3 separate regions of the Mus musculus genome follow, and regions 1 and 3 are each linked to region 2. A link is a loop called in an ENCODE intact Hi-C map of the cell type or tissue named here. Cell type or tissue: heart. All regions are shown on one strand. Region 1 holds the start of Zfp975 (zinc finger protein 975). Region 2 holds the start of Zfp141 (zinc finger protein 141). Region 3 holds the start of AI987944 (expressed sequence AI987944).

What was found. Peaks named below come from ENCODE experiments on the same cell type or tissue, not always from the same donor. Only the 100,000 strongest peaks of a DNase experiment are listed, where the experiment ranks them.
Region 1: it touches region 2 in a loop (2.5-fold over the local background); 3 of 42 quality-filtered maps call a loop at or near these places.
Region 3: it touches region 2 in a loop (7-fold over the local background); 3 of 42 quality-filtered maps call a loop at or near these places.

What each region holds. Positions count from the first base shown.
Region 1 is chr7:42,689,736-42,697,735 of GRCm38, forward strand. It overlaps Zfp975 (zinc finger protein 975), which reads right to left and starts at 2,983. Exons shown (of 4, transcript NM_001008427.1): 1 at 2,916-2,983. The coding sequence starts at 2,918. It overlaps Gm38998 (a long non-coding RNA gene), which reads left to right and starts at 3,115. Exons shown (of 3, transcript XR_001778103.2): 1 at 3,115-3,216; 2 at 4,788-5,394; 3 at 7,956-8,000. In heart, a CTCF peak has its summit at 3,220; a DNase peak (open chromatin) is centred at 3,086; H3K4me3 peaks cover 1,832 bases; H3K27ac peaks cover 967 bases.
Region 2 is chr7:42,501,845-42,509,844 of GRCm38, forward strand. It overlaps Zfp141 (zinc finger protein 141), which reads right to left and starts at 3,909. Exons shown (of 7, transcript NM_001309388.1): 1 at 3,766-3,909. Gm35353 (a long non-coding RNA gene) reads left to right here and starts at 3,983. Exons shown (of 3, transcript XR_391403.4): 1 at 3,983-4,949; 2 at 5,750-5,853; 3 at 6,944-8,000. In heart, a CTCF peak has its summit at 3,847; a DNase peak (open chromatin) is centred at 3,877; H3K4me3 peaks cover 1,243 bases; H3K27ac peaks cover 1,079 bases.
Region 3 is chr7:41,388,656-41,396,655 of GRCm38, forward strand. AI987944 (expressed sequence AI987944) reads right to left here and starts at 4,724. Exons shown (of 5, transcript NM_001199330.1): 1 at 4,572-4,724. It overlaps Gm17102 (predicted gene 17102), which reads left to right and starts at 5,043. Exons shown (of 2, transcript NR_166533.1): 1 at 5,043-5,365. In heart, a CTCF peak has its summit at 4,794; a DNase peak (open chromatin) is centred at 4,776; H3K4me3 peaks cover 1,773 bases; H3K27ac peaks cover 1,246 bases.

The DNA.
Region 1 (8,000 bases), 190 kb after region 2:
CCATGGAAACTCCCTAGTGCTGTTTTTCTCCATCAACCGCAGCCTTTGTTTTTACTTTTCCCCAGCAGTTGCTTTTCTTCCACTCTAGTTGTAGATTAGCCATTTTTTATTTTTGAAAAGGTTTATTAATTTATTATATGTAAGTACACTGCATCTGTATTTAGACACTCCAGAAGAGGGAGTCAGATCTTGGTAGGGATGGCTGTGAGCCACCATGTGGTTGCTGGGATTTGAACTCAGGACCTTCAGAACAGCAGTCGCTGCTCTTAAACTCTGAGCATGGGGTTTATAATTTCCACAAAATAACTCATAGAAGCGTCTATACTGTCATATTTCTGGCTCTCCACTTACTGCTGCTCTGTCTTCCACACTGAGAGGCTCCATGCTCTTTGGAAATGAAGGTGATCAGAAAGGTAAGCTCTGTCTGGCTTTGTAGACCCTCGGGCCCGAAGTAGGTTTCAGGAAGTCCCAGTCCTACTGATTTGCACACAAGGTCATGTTAAACAGTAGTTTAATGTCTACTTCCTGTCACATGGATTTTGTCACAAGATGTGGAATCTGACATGTCCACCTTCACAATACCATGCACACCTGGAAAACCTCTGCATCTTCAAAACTCCTATTATGACCAATAGTTGAGTTTCCTTGAATCACATCTTTGCAGTTGGTGGTCATGAAAAGTTCAAAGGATTCCAATCAAATATTACTGAAGGATGATCTCTATCACCTTCTCTCTACCAGTTTCATAACTGTTGGGAAAAGTTATCACACAAAACAGAATGTGGAATGCAATGGTCAGAACTTCTAGGAACTAGACCTTCCAGTTTCCAGTGGACTTCCCACTGCATCCGAAAACCAATGCCTCTGTGTGTACCATGGACGGAGATATTATAAGTACCACACACTTCCATTGCCAGAGCTACTCCTCCCTAGGGAATTCATACTTAGTGAGGCTCAAGGGCCAAGAGCCTTTGCTCAAGTTACCATATGTATTAACAAAACCACAATCTAGCTCTCAGTACATGTCACTCTTTAGCTAACTGGACCTGCTCTTCCTGGTCTGGTGACAGTGGCTCCCAGCCTGAACATGGCATGGTTTCTGGACTCCCTCATAGCTAGCTACAGCTACTTTAGAGAAGAATCCTGGAATGAACCTGTAAGTCCCCACCCACTGGTACTACTAATTTCTTGGCTTACCCAGAGTGCTTCATTGGCTGATACAACCAACCAGTTCTCAGGAAAGTAGCAGCTACTCCATTAAGGGATCAAAGATCAAAAGGCTCAGACAGTGAGGCCTTCCTAGCTCTGTCCTTCCAGCCTCTGGCCAGAGAGAGCCCTAGACTGGGAAAATGTATTTTAGTCAAACTTTGGAGTCACCAGATCTCTTCCTGTTCTCCTTCCAAGGCACAGGGTCCTCTTTGTGAACATTACACGGCACAATCAGTGTACAGTGCAGTCATCTCTACTTCATAGAAAGTAAGTCCTGCACCCAAACTTCAGTCAAATTCAAACAGTAACAAGGATTACAGGAAAAACTGGCAGCTGGGTATGGTGGCGCTCACCTTTAATCCCAGCACTTGAAAGTAAGAGAGGCAGAGAGGCAGAGAGGCAGAGAGGCAGAGGCAGGCAGAACTCTCTGAATTCAAGGCTAACCTGGTAGATGGAACAAGTCCTAGGACCACAAGCTCATCACTCAGAAAAACCAGTTTTGAAAAACAGACAACCAAAAAACATAGTCAGTATGGCCATAGTACCAAAAGCAATCTACAAAGTCAATGCAATTCCCCTCAAAATTCAAACACAATTTTCTACACACATTGAAGTTGCAAGTCTCAGGCTGGAGAGAGCTCAGCATTTAAAATTACTGACTGTTCTTCTAAAGGTCCTGAGTTCAAATCCCATGAATCACATAATTGCTTACAATCATCTGTAATGAGATCTGAAGCCCTTTTCTGGTATGCCTGAAGACAGCTAGAGCGTACTTATATATAATAAATAAATAAATCTAAAAAAAAAATAGAAAATGGAAATCTCTACCTCATTTGGAAGAACAAACGCTCCCAGGATAGCCCAAACATTCCTGAACCATAAAAGAACTTCTGGAGACATCACAATTCCTGATCTCAAGCTGTACTACATAGCAATAGTGATAAAAACCAAATGGTATCAGTACAGACAGGCAGATCAATCGAATAGAATCAAATACCCAGAAATGAACGCACACACCTATGGACACTTCTTTGGCAAGGAAGCCAATACCATAGAATAGAAAAGAAAGCATTGTGAACAAATGTTCTGGTCTAACTGGCAGTGTGTATAGAAGAATCACCCTGCACAGGATGGATCAAGGACCTCAATTACAACCAGCTACACTGAATCTAATAGCAGACAAAGCAAAAATATCCTTGAACGCACGGGTACAGGGCACAGAATTTCCTGAATACAACATCAATGGCTCAGGATCTAAGACCAACAGTTAATACATTTCTTAAAAATGAAAAGCTTCTGTAAGGGAAGGACACTGTCAATAGGACAAAACAGTAGCCTACAAACTGACAAAAGATGTTCACCAACCCTATAGCCAATTAAGGGCTAATATCCAAAAGTTATAAAGAACCAACCAACCAGACAAACAAACAAAATTGTAGAAGATACTGGAGAAACTAGGCATTTCTGTGTTTGCCATCTTGCCAAGAAGGTTTCAACACACCAGCCCATGCTTAAATATTCGCGCAGATAAAGCCCCAGAGCAGAGTTATTCAGAGCAGCTAAGACCACAAACAACCTCACAAGTAGCCCTCCCTGTGTAGCAGAGGTTCGCGATGTGTACTCAGCCCCAGGGAGGACTCACCATACTCGCTCCAGTTGTTCAATCGCCTGCCCCTTCCCATTGGAAGCAGCTGCCATATACTCACCATGTCGCGGATTCAGAGCTCGCATGAATTCCCCTCACAGCACCCAGCAGTAGCACACAGAGCAGGACACACAAACCACACCACACTCCTCCTCGGATACAGCACGGAACCAACAGCAAAGCACCGGGAAGCACCCGCCTCCACTTCTGACTGGCAGGTCAGACTGGAGGCCTTGATTGGTCAGCAAGTCTCGAGTGACATAAGCACCTCTCTTAAGGTTAGTGTGTGCTGAAGGGACGCAGTTTAGTGATTCCTGGCCCATGCTGCTGTTCCATGGCCTACCGTTTTCCAGATAAGTAGGGTGAGAGTGCACTGATGGGATAAGGCAAAGTGGTTATGCTAGGACCCCAGGGGCCCAAATGTTGAGAACGCGACCCCTAGAGACACAGCTTGACAATAGATCGCTGCAATGGCGAGAGGTTTTTATTCCGATGCGGACAGGGTTGCTCAGCCTCGCAGGGAGAGTCAACCCAGATTGCTTACAGTAAAGGTTTTTTTTTTTTTTTTACTACTCTTCATTTGCGGGGCTTGGGGGGAGGGTTACACAACTTTATCATTGTTGGCTAGCAAAGTAACAGTTATGTTTTTTACTTTTGGTGTCAGCCAGCGATGTCAGAAACTGTCAGCAAGGTCGGTTTATCTTAGAATTCAAACTGAGGCCGGGGTCCCAGGGACCGTTTTTATTGTTATGGCTAATTTTGAGAACAGCTAGTCTTGCTATGGCAGTTGTGGTCATTTTGACCATTAGTCAGTCCTCTCAGATGGGGAAGGAGGCAGGCAGTCTTGAGCTTCTTTACACTGGCAGGGAAAGGCTTGTTTATATTAGCAGGGAAAGGGCAAGGAGCAGGGGGAAGGGAAAGGCTTCTGTAAACTGAGAATTCCTCAAGCAGCAGGGGGAGGGAAAGTCTTGCTTCTGTCTTCCAGCACTTCCCTTCTCCCTCCTGTAATCAAGGAAGATAGCTTGCAGGGCCCATTATTTAACTTGCAGTGAAATAAACAACCCAGCCCATAGGGGAAGGGCACCCAGAATATTGACAATTGAGGAGATTTTTAGGAAACACTAAGATTTTTGTTCTGAGGTTTCATGGTCAGGTCAGGTCAGGTAAACTGCAGCTATGTTTCACCTGGTAGGCATCAGATTTTACAAAGCCCTGGGAGCAAAGCAGGAAAAAGATGACAAACTCTACACAACAGTATTGCTAGCCAGCACATCTTCCTTAGTGGGAAGAGGAAAAAACCCACAGCTGTATTAATAAAGGTATCCTAATGGACAAAACTGATAGATCGAATCTCTCTGTATATGTAGAAGGTGGATTTATTGGAATGGCTTGTAAGCTGTGGTCCAACCAGTCCAACAATGGCTGTCTGCAAATGGACAGATGAAGAATATAGTAGTGGCTCAGTCCATGTGGCTGGATGACACTGCTGGACTTCAGTCTACATAACAATTAGGAATAAGTAGGCCAGTTTTCCAAAAACTGAGCTTGCTGGTCAGGGTAAGATATGAAGACCAGGAGAGAGAATTACCATCTTCAGTGACCTTTATAAATGTAGTCTGCCACTAGAAGCTGTGGCCTAGATTAAATATATCTCTTATCACTTCAGAAGATCCAGATTTAAAAGAGGGTTTACAACTTAAAAAGATATAATCATGAAAAATCCTTCACAGTACCGGAACTGTAGCAATTTTACTAATTCCATGTATAGCCAATTTGACGACCAAGAATAACCATCACAAGAGGCAAGGCAGAAGAGTTAAGACAGATTTCCTTCCATTTGCAGGCAAGGAGAACCTGGGAGTCATTTCCAAAGCAATGCTTTTTGTTTAATTTTAAAACTTACTTAAATTTATTCATTAATTGTTTTTTACAGTCCATACTTCATCCTCCTCCCTGTCTGCCCCGTGACCATTCTTCATACCATACCTTCTACCCCGACCTCGGTCTCCAAGAGGATGTCAACACCCCACCACTCAGCACCACCAGGCTTCCTCAATCTCTGTGGCTTTAAGTCATTTCATGGTTAGGTACATCTTCTCTCACTGAGGCCCAATGATGCATTCCTCTGCTGTTGGGAGCCTCATAACAGCTGCCTGGTTGGTTGTATGCTGCCTGCTTGGTGGCTCAGTGTCTTGAGAGATCTCAGGGTCCAGGTCAGTTGAGACTGCTGGTCTTTCCCTGGGGCCACCCTTCTCCTCAGATTTTTCCAGCTTTCCCAAATTCAACCATGGCAGTCCCAGACTTCTGTCTATTTGCTGAGTGCTATTATTTGCCTCTGATTCTTTCAGCTGCTTGCTGGGCTACTCAGAGGGCAACCATGCTAGGATCCTGTCTGCAAGCATATCACAGTACCATTAACAATGTCAGGACCCTGGACCCCCGTGAGATGGATCCCAATTTGGGCCTGTCACTAGATGTCCTTTATCTCCTGCTCTTCTCCATTTTGTCCCTGCAGTTTCATCAGACAGGAACAATTCTGGGTAAGAGCTTTTGACTGTGGGATCAAAACCTCATCTCTCCACTTATCATGTTCCTCCACTGGAAGTGGACTCTACAAGTTCCTACTCCCCACTCTAGAGCACTTTATCCAAGATCCCTCCCTTTGAATCCTTAGAGTCTTTCAACTTCCCTGTCACCAGTACATTCTAGAGTGTCCCCCTACCTCCAGAGTTAGCTGTTTCCATCCTCTCTGTTGACCCTCAGGGCTTCAGTCCTGTTCCCCAAACCCAATACCTGATCATGTTCCCTAGTCCCCCTTCCTGTCCCCACTCCCACCCAGGCCCCTCCTTCCCTCTGTTCCTCCCCCACCTTGGTTACTTTCTTTTCCCTCCCAAGTTGGATTGAGGCATCCAGATATGTGCCCTTCAGCTACTTTTCCCACTTGCAAAAGAGCTTCACTCTTTAATGTGGAACAGGGTGTTGGGGCACAAAGGTCCTTGCAGCCACAGATCACCAAGGATACTAGGAATTTTAAATATACAGAGGCCTGCATTCAATGAAGGAAAAAAAAATACCTACATTCAACCTAAATAGCTGGAAGTGCATTTTCGTACTGATCCAGTGACCTTTTGGCTCTTTGTGTAGGCAGATCTCATATAATGTTTGCTATAGAGGCAGACCTTACTCAAATTCTCCAAAATGACTGTCTTTAACTCTTTCCTTCCTAGATGGTTACCAATCATTAGATGCCAGGTCTTCTACCTACAGAAGCCCTCCTCACAGTTACATGTACTTTGTAAAAGGGTTTCTATGTAGTCACATATTAAACTTTATTGTGAACTTGGAATTGAACTGATTGGACTGATTTCTGCCTGGACACCTTTTCCCAAATTGTACTGTGCTTTCAATATGCTGACAATGAACCACATGATATTAAACTTCTTGAATTCTGATACAGGTTGACAAAGTCAGTCTGCACCTAACTCTCATTCTCATCTCTTAGAGTGGCCCACTTTCCTGTCTAATACCTACAGGGGCCTACTTGACAGATCTTTGGCCCACCAGAAACCTAGAATGCCTTGGATGGGAAACATTATCAAGAGTAGAAAACTGGGGCTGGTGAGGTGACTCAGCAGTTAAGAACACTGACTGCTCTTCTGCATGCCCTGCGTTCAAATCCTGGGTTCAAATCACATGGTGGCTTACAACGATGTATAATGATATCTGATACCCTCTTCTGGTGTATCTGAAGAGAGTGTACTTACCTATAACAATAAAGGGGCCAGAGCAAGCAGGGCCAGAGCAAGCAGAGGTCTTGAGTTCAATTCCCAGCAACCACATGATGGCTCACAACCATCTGTTCAGCTATACTCATATACATACAATAAGTAAATAAATCTTAAAAAAAATAGAAAACTTGGGGTGGAAAATATCTTAAATGTTTAGAGAATTGAAATTTCTTCTAGAGCACCGAGTTTTCTTCATTGTCAGTGTATAAGGCTGCACATTACTATGTGTAACTCCAGCTTCAGGAATTCTCACAACATCCCCTGGTATTCCTGGACCAGGAATGAATGGAGTACAGACACACATACAGACAAACACTCATACACAAAAATAATGATTAAATTTATTTTTGTAAAAAAAAAAAAGAGAAAAGTTACACCATAAAACTTATTTCTCAAGTTGGGTATGGTACAGAATTTCTTCCATAGATTGTCAGGATTAATATACTAACAATGGTCATCTTGCTGAACACTCTATTTTTTATTTATTTATTTATTTATTTGTTTTTTGTTTTTTTTTTTTTTTTGAGACAGGGTTTCTCTGTGTAGCCCTGGCTGTCCTGGAACTCACTTTGTAGACCAGGCTGGCCTCCAACTCAGAAATCCGCCTGCCTCTGCCTCCCGAGTGCTGGGATTAAAGGCGTGAGCCACCACGCCCGGTGAACACATTATTCCAATTCAATCCAATCCCCATCAAATTACAAATCAATTCTTCATAGAGTTAGAAAGAGCAATTTTCAAATTCATCAGGAATAACCAAAACTCCAGGATAGCAAAAACTATTCTCAACAATAAATGAACTTCTGGGAGAATCAGTATCCCAGACTTTTTAAGCTGTACTACAGAACAAGAAGAAGAACAGAAGGAAGGAAGGAAGGAAGGAAGGAAGGAAGGAAGGAAGGAAGGAAGGAAGGAAGGAAGAAAGGAGAGAGAGAGAGAGAGAGAGAGAGAGAGAGAGAGAGAGAGAGAGAGAGAGAGAGAGAGAATCTTTAAAAAAAAGAAAATGTTCATAGAATAAAACAGGGGTATGATATTTTGCAAGGACAATTTTTCTCCCCCCTTCCCTGCCTCCCTCCCTCCCTTCCTTCCTTTCATTCTTCTATTTCATTTTTGGTTTTTCGAGACAGGGTTTCTCTGTTTAGCCAAGGCTATCCTGGAACTTCCTCTGTAGAACAGACTTGCCTTGAACTCAGAAATCTGTAGGCCTCTGTCTTCCAAGTAGTAGGATTAAAGGCATGTTCCACTACTGCCTGGCTTTCTCTTCTTTTAATTGGACATTCTCTTCATTTACAATTCAAATGTTATCTCCTTTCCAGGTTCCCCCTCTCCCTGAAACGCCCAATCCCCTCTTTCCCTGCTTC
Region 2 (8,000 bases):
TCAGAATGAACAGTTGTATGTACTTTGACCTTAAAGAAATCACTGTAGAAAACACTGGTTGTTTTCTGTTGTCTATAGAGTTGTCTTTCTGGAAAACCTTAACAGCCTTTGCATAACTTTGGTAACAAGACACTCCGGGCACACCTGGAGCCGTACACAAGTTTCAGAGCTGTGATGTTTTCCTTCAGGAAACATATAGATTATATTATGGGCTTTGGTATGAGGAACTTGTTTCACCAAAGAAAAAACAATTTTTGTATAGCAATCTGTCATTATGCTTTTGTGTGCCTGTTCGATGTTCGGTTCAAGGAGGCTGAACCTCCCTGCTGCCTGCAAGGGCATACTTCAACCTGAAATGTCTCCTTCTCCCATCAACCCCTAAGAAGCAGAAAACTGAAAAGTTTTAAATTACTACAAATGATAGAGACCCATAGAATGTTAAAAAATCATTATTATTCGAGTATACAACCAATTCCTCAAGTTAGAAATGAAAGTGGAAACTTTGAAAGGCCCTAAAGAGACTTAAAGACAAACTATTCCAACATTGTCTCATAGAAAGCACACTCAACATAAAGGAGTAAGCCTCTACACAACCGTCCAGCTTTGCACCCCAAGAGCCTGTCAAAAAAGAACAGATAGCAGCCCACAGAAGGAGGAAGGAAGAAAAACCAAATGAAAACGACCTCTGTGCAGGCAAAAAAAAAACAAAAACAAAAACAAAAAAAAACAAAAACAAAAACAAAAACAAAAAAAAAACAAAAACAGCACTTTAGAGATTTAGGCAGAACTATAATGACAAGAGTATTCGTGCAGTGCTAGGCTTCTCCTTACTCAGAGTGAAGGGAAGAAAGTAAACCCGTATTAACTCAGATTTTTGGTCACAGTAATTTCTTGGGTAACTGAATGTAAAATAATAGCTACTAAAAAGACATCTGAAAACTTAATAGCACATTATTAGGTGTATGGTATCACCTCCTCTCTGACTCTACCACGTCAACTCTACACCCGAAGAATGGACATCATACTCACTGAGGTTAGGTGAACAGTCGGCTTGGGCCGTGCACAGAAAGCACCACATACCACATACCATGTTGTCACTGTAAGTTTCAAAACCAAAGACGGTTCATATGATTAAATTTAAAAGTGGCAGTTTTCCTAACCTGCCTTGCTCCCAACTAATTGAGACAGAGATACACTGATTTAGTCAGTAAGCTTTAATCAGAATAGCTGAGCAAAACTTTTAAGCCTTGATGCTACCTAGCTACTCTACTTCCCAGCCACACACACCGAGTTACTTACATTTAGTCTCTCCTTGGCTCCTTGGTGTAGCTAGGGGTGCACATGGAGAACGCACTTGGTGAAGCCTCCTCATGCCTGACCTCATAGCAACAATCCCCTTCTTCCTCTACCTCATGGCCTTCTTCTCTTGTACCCTCACCTGCCTCATGGTGAACTCCTTCTCCCTGCTCTTCTCCCCCGGGACTCCTGGCTGAGACTGGAAGTCTAATCTTCCTCTCTACTCTGCCCAGTCATTTGCTATTCAGTCCATTTGAGTTAATTGGGGAACATTCTTTACATCACATTGATATAGGCGATTCTTCAAAATTCATGACAATGCCCATGTCTGGGCTTTAAGCAGATCTCAGGGCACAGAAGTCAGCATTTGAATACACAGTGCATGAGGCCAACCCTCAACAAATTTTAATTTAAAATCAAGGGCAATACATGTCAAAGACACATGTCTCTGAGTGGCCTTGTTCTCCTGAGCTAATCTATTTTCATTCACAGACATGAGGCTGGCAAGCAATATGAAATTTGACAAACTTGGGCTCTGCGAGGCTTGAACTAAATGCTGCCTATCTCCTTATAATACACCTGACAAAGAGCATTTGGTGATCTTACAGAGGTCCCAGGTTCAGTACCCACATGGGGCTCACAACTCTAATTCCAGGGTCTCAGATCTCCTCTTCTGGCTTCTCTGGGCATTAGGCACACACTTGGTGCACCTATATACAACCAGTCAAATGTTCATATGTGTAAAATAAAAACAAACCTTGAAAATGAAACACACACCCAAATCTGCTTTTACTAAAAAGCATTATGCGTGTCTTCTACACTTTGGCTCTTACTACTACTCTGCTGACTCCTAGCCTACTTCATGCCCAGCCCAGCCTCCATAATGCAGTCATCCTGCAGCCTCCGAGTGTAGAGTGCTAAGATTACAGGACAGTCGTGTGCCACCACAACCTGCAGCACTACTTTAATACATAATGCTTGATTTCTAAACTTAACCTTAAATCTGTGCCCTAGAGACAGACATAGGGTCACTAGGTCACTTTAACTATTCTTCTACTTAATGTAACCAATGTGTGGAGTCTCACCCTCTGGTTTTCTTTTCTTTTTTTACCAAATGGTGTGTGTGGGAGGGGGGGTTAGGTGGAGAAAGTAGCTCACTGGGGAAACAGTTTTTGTTTTTTTGTTTGTTTGTTTTTAAGGGCTATTCTTTCTATAGAAAGAAAGAAAGAAAGAAAGAAAGAGAGAGAGAGAGAGAGAGAGAGAGAGAGAGAAAGAAAGAAAGAAAGAGGAAAAACTTATAGGGATGTGTTGCCTGTCAGTGTGTGCACCAGGAGGCCAGAGGGGAGCAGTGGGTTCCTAGGAACTGCAGTTCCTGGCAGCTCAAAGCCACAGTGTGAATGTGGATAGTGGGAACCCAACAGTGCTCATCCACATCTCAGTCCCTCCGCTTTCTGCTTTTCACCTCACTGGTCTCTACAGGAGGCTACTGGTTGAGGCTGGCCCTTGCCTGTTTGGAAGCAGAAACCTAGGCTTCTGACCTAAAACCTCTTTAGAGCACACCTTTCTTTTTTTTTTTTTTTTAAAGATTTATTTATTATATGTAAGTACACTGTAGCTGTCTTCAGACACTCCAGAAGAGGGAGTCACTTGTTACAGATGGTTGTGAGCCACCATGTGGTTGCTGGGATTTGAACTCCGGACCTTCGGAAGAGCAGTCGGGTACTCTTACCCACTGAGCCATCTCACCAGCCCCCAGAGCACACCTTTCTGCTCCCAGCCACACATATGAACCCCTATAGTTATGTAAACTGACAACAGAAATTGAAAATTGAATTCGGTTTAGGTTTTTGTTTTTGTTTTTTAATCCCTTTTCTGTTTTCAGCTCCAGCTCCATATAGGAAATTTAACACCGGGAGGAAATGATCAGAACACCTGGTGTCTGGGGTGAAACTAAGGCTTAAATCCTAGGTAGGATGCCTGGGACCACACTAAACAATTTACCCCTATTCCCTGGTTTTCATACAGTTCCTTCTATTCAATAAAAGCAATCTATTGCTAATACTGCTTAGACTGACATAGATACTGCGTCCCCAGTTTGGGCGAAAACATACATAAATTCATTTTCCCTTTTTCTCTTACTCCTTGGAGTTTTTCTCCAGTTACCAGCTACGCAAACACAAAGGGACCAGAAAGCAGCGCGGTCGCCCTCACAAGCACCGCACATTGATCGCAGGCTCGGATCCTGCAGCGCCCATGCACTCACTCCTGCCCAAACTGTGTCCCTGAACACACAACGTTCTCGAACGATGTGGCAAAATCCCACAGCAGAGCATATCGGTAAGTGACAAAACAAAAGCGAAAACCCCGCAAGAGAAGAATGAAAACAGGGCTGATGCCCACCTGCAGCCATCAGGCAACACAAACCGCGGCGGGACAGCTCGGTGTCCTGCCAGCCTGACGGTCACTCACCTCACGCTGCAACTCACAGAGCCCGGCACAAAGCACGTGGGGCACCAAGTCCACCCGCAGACATGCACAACCCCAACTGTCCAGACTCCAAGCACAAGCGGTCCGAGCAGGAAACTACATCTGGATCCAAGAAGTTGTGCGCCCCTAGGTCACTTCCGGTTGTTTTGTAATGGTTATCACGGCTTACACGCCTCCCACTTCGGGGACGGCGCGCATGCGCGCTACCACTGGCAGAGATAAATCTTGCCAATACTTACTATGGCTCATCTAGTGGTTCTTGCTCTTTCAGAAAGTACCATGGCTGCACTCACGCTCCAGTGATAAGGAAGCTACCATCAAAGTGCCTCAGTTCCTTATAACCAGGCAAGACTGGTGGAAGGTGATGTATTGAAAGCCCAAGGCTGTCTCACGTGGCCACGGGAGTTGTTGCCTACCAGTATTTGTATCTACTTCTAGGAGTCTAACATTGTATCCTCATAAAAGTATCTTTTCTAGTGATTTTTAAATTTTTATTAGACTTATTTCATATATTTTGCCTGCATGTATAATCATGCCCCCCGTGCATACCTACTGGCTGTGGAGGTCAGAAGAAATGATAGGAACCCCTGGGATTGGAGCTACAGGTGATTTTGAGTCCTCATCTGGGTGCTGTGAATGGAAGCCAGAACATCTGCAAGAATAACAACTGCTCTTGGCCAATGTCTCTCCTTTTCTTTGCCTTTTCTCTTTATTTTCACCCGACCTTAAAAGGGTTCTCATTTATTTTTTTTTGAGATTGTCTCACTTTGTTGGCTTGACAGGCTTGGAACTGGCCATGGAGATCATTCTGGCTTTGCACTCTCAGACATCTCATGGCCTCTGTCTTCTTCTGAGTCCTAGGATTAAAGTTGTTTACCACCACACCTGACCTTTTCTCATTTTTCAAAGATTGAAAACTAGGAAGGATTATCAGGAAACAGGAAAGGGAAGCCATATGGAAGATTAAAAGTGAAAATATGAGATGAACCATCATGTGCTTCTGGCTGGAGGTATCTCATGATCCCCAGAGAATAGAACTCTCTTCTTGCTGAGAAGTAAACTGAACCACAGCTCATTCACCAGGAAAATGGAGCACTTGCCTCATAGATGGTGATGACTTACTAACGAGAGGCAGAAGCTGAAGCTGCACATGCATAAAATCAGAAGTTAGTGTCTATACATGAGAGAGAACATGTTGTGATTGTCTTCCTAATAATCCTCAATTGCCTCATTCATCTTTTCCAATTTATTCCATCTTTCTATAGGTTTCATTTTTGATTACCTAATAAAATTCCATTAAATTTATAATAGAGTTTAATTATACATCTGTCTGTATTGATGAACATATAGACTGATACCTTTTATTTGCTTTTGTGAAAATAGTAGAAAGAATAGTGGTAAACAAGGATATGTTAATATCTCTTTGCTATGATATGGATTCCCAGTGTGTGTGTGTGTGTGTGTGTGTGTGTGTGTGTGTACATATACATATGATTAGCTAGGCCACAGGATAGATCTAGTTTTAGTAATTTTAGAAACCAACACTAAGGGTGCATACTGAATCCCTGTTCTCCAAAATACATCTAAACAACCAAAGAACAACAACAAAAACCCCAAATGATTTTATTAAGATTACCACAATCGAAGTTCTCCTCCAACAGTGAGTAAGGCCTCCCTCATTCACATTTAAGCAGAACTTGTTGTCCTTTTCTTTCTTTTCTTTTTTTTTTTCCTTTTTTTGGTTTTTCCAGGCAGAATTTCTCTGTATAACTCTGGCTGTCCTGGAACTCACACCATAGACCAAGCTGGCCTCGAACTCAGAAATCTGCCTGCCTCTGCCTCCCAAGTGCTGGGATTAAAGGCGTGCGCCACCATTGCCCAGCAGTTTTGGGTTTTTCATTTTGTTTTTCTGTTGTTGTTTATGTGATTTCTCTTTCACACTCTTTTATTTCTTTTGACCATTAAGCCCTGATTCATCGGGACTACAATCAGGCAGCTCAGGATCTTTCCCATGGGTTGTCAAAGTGCTCCTCTCTGGGAGGAACAGGCTGCAGCTTCAGCTGAACCCAGGTACCCTCTTCTTGTGGTTCTCTATTTTCTGACTATTTCCCTTTACCCTTTTCAGGACACTATCTTGACTATTAGGAATGCTCATTTTCATTTTGCTGGAAGTTAAATGTATGAGATATATTCAGTACTGGAAGTGTAAAATTTATTATGATCCTCTACAGAACCATTTCAAGTACAAAATTTAATTGTAAATAAGTTAATTAAGTGATATATATTTTGATAAATTTGGATGTGTTATTGTTGTGTGCAAGGGTTTTTGGGTTTTTATTTTTATTTTATTCATTATTTTATTTATTACATCCCAGATGTTACCCATCCTCCAGGTCCCCCCTCCTAGAATTCTTTCCCCCTTTCCTTCACCTCTGAGAGGGTCTCCCACCCCCTACCCTGGGCATCCCCTATCTACAGGATAAGACACATCCTCTCCCACTGAAGCTGGACAAGGCAGTCCTTGTTACATTATATGCCAGGGCCAGAAAGTACAGAGTACCCATGATACACCCCACAGACCCTAAGAAATTGAACAAGAAGTTCTTCAATCTCACTTAGAAGGGGAACAAATTAATCATGGGAGGCACAGGGAAGAAGAGTGGTAGATGGGAGAGGAGGGAGGGGGAGGAAAAAAAGGGGGGCAGGATCAGGTATGGGGAGAGACAGGAGAGAAGCAAAGAAGACCAGGAAAATGGTTGGAAATGTGCAGCTGCCTGAGGTGGGTGGCTTGGTTGGGTGGTGTGGGAAACCTCTTGAAAGTCCCAGAGACCTGGGAGGTGGGAGGCTCCCAGGACTCATTGTAGGTGACCTTAGCCAAAATGCCCAACACTGGGGAGATAGAACCTGAAGAGACCATCTCTAGTAAATATACAGGGCCCCAGTGGAGGGTTGGGGTCACCAAACCACTTTCAAAATTTTTGGCCCAGAATTATTCCTGTCTAAAAGAAATGGTGGGACAAAAAATGAAGCAGAGACTTAATGAAAGGCCATTCAGTGACTAACCCGATTTGGGATTTATCCCATGGGAGGGCACCAAACTCTGACACTATTGCTGATGCAAGCTTTTTTTTCTTTTTTCTTTTTTTTTTTCTTTTGACAGAATCTCACTATGTAGACAACACGAACTTTGAATTCACAGAGATCCTTCTCCTCTCAAGTATTGGGATTAAAGGAATGTGTCACACTATGCCCGGCTGCAGACTGTTATTGCTTTATAACAAAGTTGATTTTAAAGGGAATGCTTTATATGCTCAATATACACATTAATTCTTTTTTCAGCCACCTTGTCCTTAGCCAGGTGAAGTGACATATGACTTTAGTCCAAAAACTCACTTGGTAGAAACAGGCAAATATCTGTGAGTGTGTGGCCATTTGGGTCTACATAGTGAGTTTCAGGTTTACCTGGTATATAGAGAGAGACTCTCTGTCAAAAAATAAAACAACAAACAGATACCAAGCTCGCCAATGAGTTGCTCATTTACTACACTGCCAACAGCATGCCGGGTTGCATTGTAGAGCCTCATACTTTTGCCATGGTGACATTTGTGGGGCGTTAGTTTGTGAACAACACCCATTCCTCATGTATCTAAATACCACTTTTCTTATACATTCTCCTATATCTGACCAAAGGGAAGACCCCCGTTCTCTTAGGGGCCTAACACAGAAGGCACTGCTCATCTTCCTTGTTTGTCATTTTAAAGAATTACTGCCAAATGATGGAAACGTTTGTTCCCGTTTTTATTTCTGAGTGTACTCTGGATCTATGATTCACAGTCAGGTGTAGTTAACAATGTTTTCTCTCATTCTGTGTGTTGTCTTTTCACTTGAGTAACCATTTCCTTTGTTTTTACAGAGCTTTTGAATTTTGTGACATCCATTAGCTTATCGTCACTATTATTTCCTGAGGAACAACAAGACCTTCAGGAGTTCCTCACCTCTGTCTGTATCCTGAATAATGTTCCCCTATGTATTCCTCTAAAAGGTTCGACTTGGAAGCTCCTACATTGAGGCTTTTAGATTGAAATACCTAGATTAGGAATGATTTTTGTGCAGGGTGAGAGATAAAGATCGGTTTTCATTCTTATACACGAAAGATCCCCAGTGAAACTTGTGTTAGTGTTTTTGAAAATGGCTTGGAAAACCTAGGCTGGAAGAGG
Region 3 (8,000 bases), 1.1 Mb before region 2:
GAATTACAGAGGTTCCTGTACACTTAATACCAAAAGAGAATTCTTCCTTCTCTTTAAAGAAAGGTAATGTTTGAATAACTATTCAAATAATACAAATACATATGTAATGTAACACAGTAGAGGTATATTAATTATATAATACATTAAACATATACAAAATGATATATAAAAATGTTTAAAAATGTCCTCCAAAGCAAAAGTGTTACCATCTAAGGTGGGTAATTTCATCATAGAAAACAAAGAGATGTGTAATTTGTCTAGGACTATTACATTTTTGATAAATTATAATTTACTGTCATTATAAAAATTCAAACAAAAAGACTCAGTCTGATTCTTACCCTCATTTTTACTTTTTTCTGTAGTATGATTTGTTGGGTTTCGGACCCTGGACAAGCAGCTGAGGTGCCTGTTTAACACACCAAAACAGACCTGGCATCTAGGTTCTCCCAGCATCCCTCACTCTCTACTGTTATAGGGCATGGCTGCCATACACCATCCTCTAAGATGAGCTTCTCTTGCCCCAAGAAACTCTTCCTTCTTTGCTCCCTTGGCATTTTCTCCATCCTATGTGTGCACCAACTTTCTCCCTTTCTCTTCCCTGTCCCCTGTCTCCCTTCTCATGACAACTTCACTGATCTCCTAAAAGGTCAGTGAACTCACCCAAGAGCTGTTATCCAGAGCAGACATGACCCTAAGCAATGTGAGGACAGGGAAGAGCCAGAGATGTAGCTATTCTAGAATTAATATGCCTTCACAGGGAGAAACCAATACAAACACAATTAAAAGAATAATTAAGAAATGTGTCTTTAATGACAGCATGCATTCAGCTCTGGCTAATGCTCAAGTAGAGCACTGAGAACAGGTTTCATATTTCCTATATGCTGTCAACCTAAGTCTCTTTTAGGTTCAGTCTCCATAGTATATTATATTTTGAACAATTTAAATATGGACAATAGACTGCAAGTCTGGCCACTCACATCACAGATGGGAGATTTACAAAGCACAGATATTCCCATAATTTGTTTTTAAATCTCAATTGCTCTATTTTACCAATGAAGACCCAGAAGCTAGAGCTGGGTTGAAAGTCTGCTAATCAGAGGAAGAGAAAGTAACCAGCTGACTTTTCTCCTCAGCAGATGCTCCACCAAGAATGGTGCTCTCTCATACCACAGTAAAAAATCCTTCTAATGTGTGCATCTCTATTCATCTCACTGACTCCTTCTTACTCTTTATGGTTTTTTTTTCTTTTTCTTTTTTCTTTCTTTTTTTTTTTTTTTTTTTGGTTTTTCCGAGACAGGGTTTCTCTGTGTAGCCCTGGCTGTCCTGGAACTCACTCTGTAGACCAGACTGGCCTTGAACTCAGAAATCTGTCTGCCTCTGCCTCCTGAGTGCTGGGATTAAAAGCGTGTGCCACCACGCCCGGCTATGTTTTTTTCTTATCAATCCTAATTACACCTTTGCCAACTGGTTACTTACTCTGACTCTTAACCTATGGGTGACTTTATTAAATCCTGTTTACAAAATTCAAGCAGGAAGTTCATAGATTAAAGGTGTGGGCTAAAGTTGAGCCACAGCATAATTAAAAATAGGTTTTCCAGTGAATAACATGGGGTTCACAGTGAGAACAAATATCCTGCAACACAGAGTCATTTATTATTATTATTCTTTTTTTTTTCTCGATACAAAATGAAGAAGTTTATTTTCTGGCATGTTGTTGTTGATCTTCAATTAGTCCCTCAAGTGACTAGAAGGTGACCCTGAATGGCCATTACAAGCAGTTTTATACTTTCTAGGGGCACAGGTTACATCAGCAAGGTTACAGTTCAAACTTATTGCCTAAGCATATTGACCATTAAATCTATTGGCTAGCAAGCATGACATACATTTGAACTCTACCTGGGACTTTCCAGAGGGTACTATCATTCAGTACATTCTGAGAATTTTTTACTCAAGAATATTCCTGTGGGTGGAGAATGGAACTTGGCCTAGCCTTGACCCCAGGCGGGAGAGGGAAGCTGTAAGGAGGGTGTGGGAATAGAAAAAGCCCTTAGGGTCCCTCATTCTCCCTTTTTTCTTGTACAAGCTCCAATACTGGAGCTAAATTCAGTGGTCTGGGGTAAGTAATTCATATTCTTCAGGTCCTGTCCTCAGGGTCTCATATTGTTGGCACAGGACCATCAGCTGCACTGTTCCTATTCTCTTTTATGAAGGCTGTAAGATTGTTCAATATGCAGGGTACACATGTCAATAGCAAGAGAACAATTAGGGGTCCTAACAAGGTGGATATGAGGGTGGTTTACCAAGATGAGGAGTTAAACCAAGACTCAAATCAGCCCTGACAGGGTTCTAAGTGGAAGGCCCCAGAGGATGAGAAAGATAGGAAATGTAGAAAGTAGAAAAGATAAAAGCTGGGGAGGGGAGGTCTTGTGCAAGCTATGTCTTATGCCAAATAGGCATCTTAAGAATAGCATCTTGTGTTCTACTGACCAAAGGCAAATGGAAAGAAATGGGAAATTTCTATGAAGTCAGTAGAAACTACCATACAATGGGACAAACTCAGGGGGACTCTAATAAAATAATACTGTACAAGGGAACACAGGGTATTTCAAGGTCATCACTTAAAGCCTACAGAGGTCTTGGGTCTGATAACCACAACCCCATATGGTGAGAAGTGTTTGGTTCTCAGGATCTGAAGTAACCTTCCCCCAGAGGCTTTGGCCTCAGATCATTACCACCTCTCCCAAGCATGTTCCTTGCTTTAGTAAAGGGACTCTTCCTATAGTGTTACAATCCCCTTCAGCTCCATCAGTCCTTCCCTTAACTCTTCCACTGGGTTCCCATGGCTGGGTCCAATAGAAAGAACAACAATATTAACTAACCAGACCTGTCTTAGTCAGGGTTTCTATTCCTGCACAAACATCATGACCAAGAAGCAAGTTGGGGAGGAAAGGGTTTATTCGGCTTACACTTCCATTCTGCTGTTCATCACCAAAGGAAGTCAGGGCTGGAACTCAAGCAGGTCAGGGAGCAGGAGCTGATGCAGAGGCCATGGAGGGATGTTCTTTACTGGCTTGCTCAGCCTGCTCTCTTACAGAACCAAGACTACCAGCCCAGAGATGGTCCCACCCACAAGGGGCCTTTCCCCCTTGATCACTAATTGAGAAAATGCCTTACAGTTGGATCTCATGGAGGCATTTCCCCAACTGAAGCTCCTTTTTCTGTGATAACTCCAGCTGTGTCAAGTTGACACAAAACTAGCCAGTACAAGACCCATCAGTGCCCCCAGGAACTAAACCACCAACCAAAGAGTATATATGAGTGGGTTCATGGCTCCTGCTACATATGTAGCAGTAGCAGAGGACTGCCTTAACTAACATCAATGGGAGGGGAGGAGCTTGGTCTTGTGGAAGCTTGTTGCCCCCCTGGGGGTAGGGGGGGATGCTAGAAGGGTGAGGCAGGAGTGGGTGAGTGGGTAGGAACCCTCATAGAGGCAAAGGGGAGGGGATGGGATGGAGGTTGTGGAGGGGAGACCAGGAAGGGACAACATTTGAATGTAAATAAGTAAAATAATTACTACTAATAATAAAGACAAAGGAAGAAAAAAAGGAAAAAGAAAAAGAAAAGTTCTATTTTACTCTCAATACATGAGGGCCTACCTGGCTCTGTCAAGCATGTTCCTGGGTTTGAGAAAGAGCTATGCCATTTTCTATACATAAGGGCCTCACAGAAAGCCTTGCTTGATCAAGCCAGTCCTGGACCCAACAGTGTTTTCCCTTTTCAAAGAGTTGCCAGCCGGTGTTCTCCTGCGAATATGGCAGAACTATGCTTTTTCTCAAGAAGAAAACTAGCAGCACTTTGTGATAAACAGCCTTTAATGTTGATTGGGACTCTATAACGCTCCCTTGAGCAGCCAGTTCTTTGCTATGAGGATGGCCCTAGTGGCTGGTTGTCAATCAGAGTAGCCTCCTTTGTTAAGCACTGGAGCACTTTTCTGGACAATCCTAGTGAACAAATATATCTATCCTAGCATCCTGATCTCTAACGGGTCTGGTTAGCACACTACTTATCTGTAGGGTGTCTCAGAGGCATTCCTCCCTCAGCTAAACTCTACTTGCTGTCGCTTAACTATCTCCTAAGCATTGGTAAATCCTTTAACATCATCAATTCTACTCTTCTACACCACAGTTTGATATGGGAGTGCTACCCAACATGAGATGCCTTTTATAACTTCTACAGAATTAACTCCAAATAGGTCTTACAGCTAAATGTTAAATGATGGGGGAGTTAACTTTTAGAAGTAGAGAAACTAGGCCTCTCTGAGTTTGACATCCTGCTAAGGATGTTTCCACACACAAGTCTCTGAGCCAGATGCTTTGAGCAGATGCCGCCCTCATAGTGAAGTTATTCACAGCCCACCGCTGGGTTCAGGGAATGACTAGGACAAAAAGGGAAGTAACAGGTGGTCAGATCTGGCCACACTTACCACCCAGACCCAGGGACAAGCCACCATACCAACTTCTGCTACACAACTGCCTGCTCCTTCCCTCTGTGGGCAGTGGCTCTGCACTCACCATGTCGCGAATTAGCAACTTGCTAGAGCTTCCCTCACAGCACCCAGCAGCAGCGCTTAGAGAAAAACAATCAGAACTTTTCCAGCAGGGTCCGTTATAGAGCTGAAACTGCCGCAAGGAACCCGGAAGGTCCCGCCTTCTCTCCTGACTGACAAATCCACCCCAAGGCTCCGATTGGTCACTAAGTCTTGCGTAACATGAACAGCTCCACCTCAAGGTTCTGATTGGCCATTAAACCTCCCTTAGGGTTAGAATGTGCAGATGGGACTCCGCTTGGTTGCTGGCCTGGTCTTCCACTACAGTATCATTCTTTCTGCAGATACACAGAGATTTGAATTTCAGTAGCGCTTGTGCCTGTTTTCCAAAAGCATACCCGTCTGTCTTCCCATCCAGCTCTGGGGAGAACCCACCGCGTCAGCTCGGGCTGCTCCTCCCCTTTGTAGGAATTGACCCTGCCCTCCCTAGCTCTCTAAATCGGGAAATCTGGAGCTTGCTTGAACTACCTTTGCTTTATTCATTAGGCACTTCCCTTTCTTCCTCCGGAAATGAAGGTGGATATGTAATGGAAATCAAGCTTGCGTATGTAATTGCCAAAATTAGCCTGTAAGCGTTACCGGCCCAGGAGCCAGGTAACTTCTAGCGATTCTGGGAATTGTAGTTTTTTTTTCTAAGTAACCCTCGTGAGAAAGTGCGGTGGCCAAATTGATTATCTGTATAAACCCCTACAATATGTGACCGGGGGCTATTCCGGCTGGGAAATTCTGCGGATATTTCTGACCCAGGTCCATCTCTTGGTCAGTACCTAATATTTAATAAACTGTTGCTTTTAATTTGGACCGAAATGGTGGTGGGGGGGGGGGAGGAGGAGGAGGGGGGGGGGAGGAGGAGGAGGAGGATGAGGAGGAGGGGAGGAGGAGGAGGAGGAGGAGGAGGAGGAGGAGGAGGAGGAGGAGGAGGAGGAGGAGGAGGAGGAGGAGGAGGAGGAGGAGGAGGAGGAAGAGAAAAAGCCCCAAATTCTCTTTTCATCCCGGATAATGGAGGGGTGGGCTGACCCAGCTGTGTCTAGGGTCTCCAGGAAATGCATTCCCTCTGCAGAATCCCAAGGTGAATGGCAGACTCTAAACAGTAAGCTTCCTGTTGGTTCCTGGATTATGGTTAAGAGATACCCTGTCTGATAAACAGGGTGAAATTGATGGGGTTTGTACACCCCATTCGGGCAATTGGGAGACGCCTATTTTTTTATTTTACTTTTTTATTCTTTATTTTTATGTATTTATTTATTGAGTAATTTCTGCGTAGTTGGAAGTTCATCCAAGGCCATCAGTTATTTTCTGATCCGTTATTTGCCTTGGAGCCTTGGAAATGCCATCTACTGACGCTGGGTGACAGAAACTGCAGTGGCCCAGTATGTGGCAACTTCACCTGGGTTCCAACGCCTAGGCTGTTCAACAAAGCAATTTCCAGAGGATACCAGGCAGTCCAGGGATTATACAAGAAATCAGTTGAAACACAATCCTATTGGTAAAATTGTCATAATCAGTCTGGTGAAACCTCTGTGCGACACCAATTCAGTCTTTACTGTTGTCTGTTTTGTGACTTGTCCACATCCGGTCTGTCCTCGTGGGTTACTATTTAGGGGGCGTCTAAATTAAACAAACACACAATATAAGGACTGATGGACCTAGAAGTAGCAAAGACCAATTTTAAATATTGTTGTCTTATATATCAGATCTGTCTTTGTATGATCTGTCTAGTGAAGCTGAGCCTCTGAATTTGTGATGCTCTGACTTGGGATGGTATCCAGGAGCCAAAGACTCTACCTTTCAGTCTACCTACAGTCGCAGGCCCTTCTTTTGCCTGCTCCTACCTCTGTCTAGCTGGCAGGAAAGCTGGGTCGATAAAAATGTAACATCTTAGAACACCAAGCATGGGTAAGGGGGACTTGCGGTTAAAGAATTCACAAGTAACACTTGGGGCCCAATGGATATCTTTGTAATGTCCAGAGCCTCACATAGAAGCCAAGTGCTGCTGGGCTGCCCTACCCCCAACTGCATTGAGCCAGACCCAGCTCCTCTCCAAAATATGGATGAATCTTTGATTTCTCTGCTTGTAAATTTTGTTGTTTTTGTGTAAGGATGCACGTGGCCATTGCATGCTGGTTTCTCATTGGTCTTCAAAGCATGAAAAATGTTGTTTCTCATTCTTGTAGCTAGTTTACTGGGCTCTAGTTTACTCTGGGTTTTCTGGACACAGGACTTCATATAATAGGAATTCAAATACTTCCAGTATATAGTCAACTTCCTTCCCTAACCACCCACCCAAACTCCTCCCAATGTTCCTTTTGCATTTCCCTCTCTCAGCCTGCCTTGTTGGTAGCTGTTGCCATTAACATCTCACTTCTCAAAACCCTTGGGTCCTTACTTATGAGGAAATTACAAAACACTCCTTTCTACAGCCTACCACTCTCCCTATGTCTTGGAGGCTTATGGACAAGTGCTGTAACACCACGCACATGGTATAAGTTACTGGATTCTTTGTAAATGTCACCAAATATGGTAATACTGCCCTGGCTTCTAGATACACTTTACTGACTTTTATTTACTCAGGTGCTTGGGTGCAACAAATTCAATTACTCATAATTAACTTTGCTTAAAAAGGTTAACACAGCTTCTAAACTTTTGTTCTGATACATAATACACAGTGCTAGCAGGGGAGAATCTAGAATCAATATAGATTTCATCATCAGAAACCTCAATTCACAATTTACAAAATTGATTCAACAGAAATTGCAGACACAGAAAAATATACTTTATTTTGGTCATATAAGGTTACATTCTAATATTCCAGGCATTTTGTCTAAGGGAAATACAAGGGAAGTTTGCCCTTACCACTGCCATTTTCTTAGGAATTAATAAACTACAGGAAGCATAAGAATCTCATAAGTGCTTATATCAAAATGCTTCAGTATTTCAATGATATTTTTTACTAACTAAATAGCAGAATCACCTTACAGCTAAAAATATCCTTCATGTGTACTCGTTAATATCAAGTCTTTACTCACTTATGTGTAACTCCTGGAGGGCTACTGTAAATCATATTTGCATGTGGATGTTACTCACATTTCCTGTTTGGGGAAGTTAAAATACGTTCAGGACATCATACCTACTTAATGTTTGCTCATTTTTGCTGTTCTCATATCAGGAGAAGCAGGTAAGGATGTGATCGCCCTTTTACTCAGAAATTTTGCTATTTTAGTTCTCAGTAAAATATTAAAACTGGCAATTCTTCTCTATATACTGCCAAGCTTTTTAAAGAATGTTACCAATAATCTGTTCTAATTGAGCCACATCACAGGCATTTTATATAACTCTTAGCATCAATTGTTTGGGGAAAGATCTAATGGATGACTTAAAAATGCAGGAGAGAGAA